2 separate regions of the Mus musculus genome follow, and region 1 is linked to region 2. The links are chromatin loops, found by intact Hi-C in ENCODE. Cell type or tissue: heart. All regions are shown on one strand.

Region 1 (2,500 bases), 52 kb before region 2:
TACTCCATGCTAGTGAAGTCCTGGTGATTGGAGGAGAATCTGCAACCACTAATTTATTAAACCAGAATATCTCCTAGCGATCATTCATAAACCTTTGTCCTTATACCCATAGGTATGTGTAACCAATAGATAAGGACCACTACCAAAAATACAACCAATGGTGTATCCCAACAGATACATCTACAAGATTCCCCTATACCTAAGATTCAGGGACCATTGTGGAAGAGGGGGGGAGGATCAGAGAGTTTGCTGTGAGATTGTGTCTCCTGGTAACATCAGAATCTCCACCCATCAAGTCTCAACACTATGACTGCCCACATGTGAGCTGAACAAGGAAGACGCCCATGGGCATAGCAGTCTGCACAGGAGAAGATCCCACAAGACCTCAACCTCACACAAAGAAAGAACTACAGGCAACTGAGCAAAGCCAGGATCAGGAGAGATGGCCCTCCCCAGGGAAACACAGCAACTGGCTGTCCAGTACCAAACCCTGTACCAGTACCCCTGAGAAAATACAGACAAATAATGTAAAAGGACTGAACAGGTTATATTTGGGATATGCATGTGTGTGTGTGTGTGTGTGTTCATACACACACATAAATATATGTATGTAATAACAATTGATGACAGAAGGAGACTGGGGAGCCGTATACGGGAGGGCTTCAGAGAAAGAGAGGGAAAGCAGAAAGGTTGTGATTAAGCAATCTCAAAAACAAACAAACAAACAAACAAATGAACAAGGAATAATTCAGGGCCCATATCCTCAACGATTCTTTTCCTCGGGCCTCCTTCCCCTCTCCCTCATGCTTACCCCCATGTGCTTTCTACTTGTGAGCTTTGGGGCAGTGGGAGCTGCTGTCTGTCCCTGACCTTCCTGGTAACAGTAATAATTAGGAACAGCCCAGAGACCTCTCCCCAGCTCCTGCATCCCAAGGGGGCTGGGGCTGGGGGAGGGGCTGGGAGCCATGAGGCTAGAACAAAGGGCTGAAGTGAACAGGCAGAAGATGAAGCAACGAGGCCCCAGAAGGCCCAGACCCAGCCTTGATGTCCCAGCATGGGGTTTGGCCTCCCAGCTGTGGTCAAGGGGCGGGTGCCAGACGGGCACGGCTTGCTCCGGTGAGAGCCAGCAGCTGCCAGCCAACTTTCCGTGACATCAGAGCCCCGTTGAGCCAGGCCTGTGGGGGTGGGGAGGTAGCTCCACACCCTGGTTCCTCCAGCCTGAGAACCCTGGGCTAGGGTGAGATGACCCTGGGTGGGGGGAGCATGTCCTTATGGATACCCACCACCAACCCAAAAACAGCCACTCACTCTGATTATTAAAGGGGCAAATAGCTCCAACTTCCAACAGTGGAGGAATGGCTGGGTTATTCTGTATTCGCCTGTGTGGTGGATCATCCTCCCGTGATGCTCACAAGCTCTTAACAGAGACTCCAATGTTATGTGAAGGGTGAGCTACGCAGAGAGGGTGGACACGTAAAATCTCATGCACCCATAATTCAGACTCAGCTTGCAAGTGAGTTGCTTTAAGAACCCTTCAAGGAAGTTATCCATGCCTGTGCTTTCTGACCTGGCTGCCCCTCCAGCCCCACCTCTCCCAATTCCGTACAGCCAAAAAGGCCGATATTACAAGCTGAACATGCTGTGGACTCCTGTTCGTCTGGTTATCTTACTTCTGGAAGCTGCCACTTGCTCTTACACACTCCGTCTCCGTCACCCTTCAGGCTGGACAGAAGTGGAACTTTCTCATGTTCCTAGGGCTCATCACAGCACTATGATCCAAGGCAGGATTTGAACTCACGGCCACAAAGCTGCAGAGTCATATTCTTTGTATGCTTGAACTCGGGTTCTCAGGCTTGGTGGCAAACGAGTCAACTTGTCACCCAAAGCCCACATTCTTAACCACTTCTACAAGAACATGGGAACAAGAGAGATGGGCAGAAAACAACGGTGGCCTGGACTCAGGGGACTCTGGGGGATGGGAGGAGGCTTAATGATCTTATTGTTTTCTTTAGCTCTTCCAGCTTTTCTCCAATGCACATGTATTTGATTTACAATCAGAGAAAACAAACAATACAATTTTTTTTAAATAAAAGGTCAGCAAGCAGCCCTGATGGAACTCATGTTCTCCCAGAACCCCAGCAGCCCCCTACCCCCACGTACGAGAAGCCAGTGGCCAAGCCCACCCATCTTTTGGCTGCCCAAGAGATGGCTCTATTCCATTCTCAGAAGCCCTCGCTGGCAAGGAGGGAATCCTGGGCCACCTGCAGCCCCCCCTCTCCCCGGCTGTTTCTCAAATGGAAATAGAGAGCAGGCCTTCCAGATCACCTCTGCTGTCTCCACGCCAGCTCTCCACCCAGCCCAGTCTCACTCCCTATGACTCCCCAGACCTGAGACCAGCCGCACAGCCCACCCCAAAGAGCTTCGCGTGATTCCATTTTGCATTATGCATCCCAAATGCTCTGCTTCTCACTGGCGAGGCTTGCAGCAAATTCCCACTGGT
Region 2 (2,500 bases):
AGAAAAACAAAGGAGGGATGGATGGATTCTAAGCCGCCCCGCGCTGGCTGCTAGCACAGCACACACACCACGGCGACCTCCTTCCTTCCCTGCCCCAGGGACAATTACTCTCTTAATAATAAATAGGGAAAACGTAAAATGTTTTCTTTAAATTAAAAATCGAAACGAATTGTTTTAATGAATATCTCTGGTTATGAGGGTAACACACGCCTTCGTGTGTATACTTTCTGAAGAAAAATTTCCTGTGCGGTTTTCCCTCTGAGATCAAAAGGAACTAATTAACTTTTCTATAAGGTAAACAAAACCTTAACTTGAAATATCCCCATGAAGTATGTGGGAAGTGAGCTTTTGGGTGTGTGGAATAGGGGAGGGGAGGGGGGAGAAATACCAACCCAACAAGAGGGAGCAAGGGTTTAGTTTTCTATTCAAATCTTCTCTCGAATAGGCGACACTGGAGAGTCCTACCCCGCCCCCCCAGTCAATCTTCTTCATTCTCCCCTTTCCCAAAGTGATATTTAAATCAAAAGCAGAAACATTGCCAAGTTCAAACCCAAAGTCATATTAATAGGGCATTATTCTGCAACTAGCAAACGTCTTCTTTTCTGAGTCCCTTTAAGAAGAGCTGTGTGGATGTGTGTGGATGAGCTTAGGGAAGAGTGTGGGAAAGGAAAGGATCTGGGAGGGAGGAGGGAGAAGATTTTTAAGAGGGCAGACAGCAGCTATCCCACCCCCAGCCCAAGTTACTAGGGTCAAGGGGCCAGCCACCGGTCCAGCCCCAGGACTTGGCTCATTTTTTCAGGTTTCTGGGACCAATGCCCAGAAGAGGAAGCAACCTCCAGGGGTGGTGAGGGTCTTGGGGGCTGTGCTTCTCTGGACTGCTGACCCTTGGGTGGGGAGGCACAGAGAGCCCTGCCTGTCCCCTCCCAGAAGGAGCAGCTGCCACCAAGACCAGTCCCTCCCAGGACAGGGAGTTCTTGGCCTGTTGGGGCAGCAGTGCGGCATGAGGCCAGGGCCCTCTCACAGGGCCTCTTCTGCCCCAGCCAATGTGGACAGGCTATCCGCCTAGGCGATAGAGGTGGGAGGAGGAGGGCAGCTGGTACACAGGAGAGGCTCCCAGACCAGGACACAGAAGCAGGGCACCGTTATAGGACCAGACACCCTGCCCACACTCTGCCTGCCCTCAGTCTCCAGCCCCCTGTTCTCCTCAAAGCACAGCCTGGCAGATAGTCTCTGAGGGCACAGCACTACTAATAGCAGCTGATAAGGATTTGACGTCCCGGGATGCCAGGCTCTGTACTTGCTGAGAGCATAATCACATTGGGTGCTGCTATTAACTACATTTAGAGAAAACTGAGGCAGAGAGTCGAAACAATCTACCCAAGAGTACCCAGGTGCTCACGGGCAAGGTCACTAAGCTACTAATCTGTCAAGGAAGAACAAGTGAGATCTTTGAGAGTCTCAGCTCACCCCAGTGACACAGGCTGGCCTGCTTAAATGCTCCAACTGCTTCAGGCCTGAGCTGTATTGTGGTGAGACGCAGATAAAGAAACGGAGTGAGTTCAAGTGCTCTCCCAGCCAACACCCAAGCCTGCGACTATTCTACAAGTCTGTCGCCTACTGGGGACCAGAGGTTCCCCTACAAATCATCTGTCTCAGTCATGTGGCATTCAAAGGCTGTCTTAAGAAGGATAGAAGGGCAGGCTTGTATTGACAATGCACATCGCTAGTATCCATGTCGCCAGTACCCTTGAAAGAGGCCCTGACCAACTCCATCCTGGACAGTATGCCAAGCACAATGCAAAAACAAAAACAAAATTTGAATGCCCTAAATTGATCCCGTTTGCTTTGGATGATAATTAAGTCTTCACAAGAAAAGAAGGGAGGGTGGACTTAGCAATAATTACTATGCTAGATTCAGGAGCGAGCCCAGCAGTGGTTTCCCCTGGAGCCCATATCACCACATCCTGGCTGTGTGAGCGTGAGCAGGTTGCTTCATCTCTCTGATTTGTTTGTTCGTCTGTTAAAAGAGACAATACCAGCCACCTCTGATGAAATAAAGTATGCTCAGATCCTGGTGGTCAGTCCTCAAAGACATTTAAAAACAAAAACAAAAACAAAAAAACTGTCTAATCCCCTCTGCCCTAACTCTTAACTGCCTCCCATTGATTGACTTCATTGTTTAAGCTTTCTCTTATCAGAAATACTTAATTATTATAAGAATCGTTGCAGACAAATCCCATGCATTTTTGGATAATCTGGGCTTCCCCTGCTTCATGCTGCTTGCAAACTCTGTCTCCTAAGACCTGGCCTTGGCTTTGTTATTCTAGTGGAAAATTCCCTGCACACAGAGACAACAACTGTTCCCACAAAGGGCTCTGTCCTGAGGTCCCCACATGGTCAATTCTGTCAGCAGACACTTGCTGAGAGCCCGCTGCTTGCTCGTTACTGAGCAGATGCTGGGAAGCCAGGTGTGAAGGAGGCAAGGAGGCATGTTCTTGAG

The links. Hi-C counts contacts between places; a loop is a spot of excess contacts. Peaks named below come from ENCODE experiments on the same cell type or tissue, not always from the same donor. Only the 100,000 strongest peaks of a DNase experiment are listed, where the experiment ranks them.
Region 1: it touches region 2 in a loop (2.1-fold over the local background); 2 of 42 quality-filtered maps call a loop at or near these places.

Annotation. Positions count from the first base shown.
Region 1 is chr2:93,566,812-93,569,311 of GRCm38, forward strand. No RefSeq gene overlaps it. Among named protein-coding and RNA genes, the nearest start is that of Gm33061, 12 kb to the right of the region's middle. In heart, no CTCF peak of the experiment used is centred here; a DNase peak (open chromatin) is centred at 1,130; H3K27ac peaks cover 1,053 bases.
Region 2 is chr2:93,618,610-93,621,109 of GRCm38, forward strand. No RefSeq gene overlaps it. Among named protein-coding and RNA genes, the nearest start is that of Alx4, 23 kb to the right of the region's middle. In heart, a CTCF peak has its summit at 992; a DNase peak (open chromatin) is centred at 1,062; H3K27ac peaks cover 651 bases; H3K27me3 peaks cover 460 bases.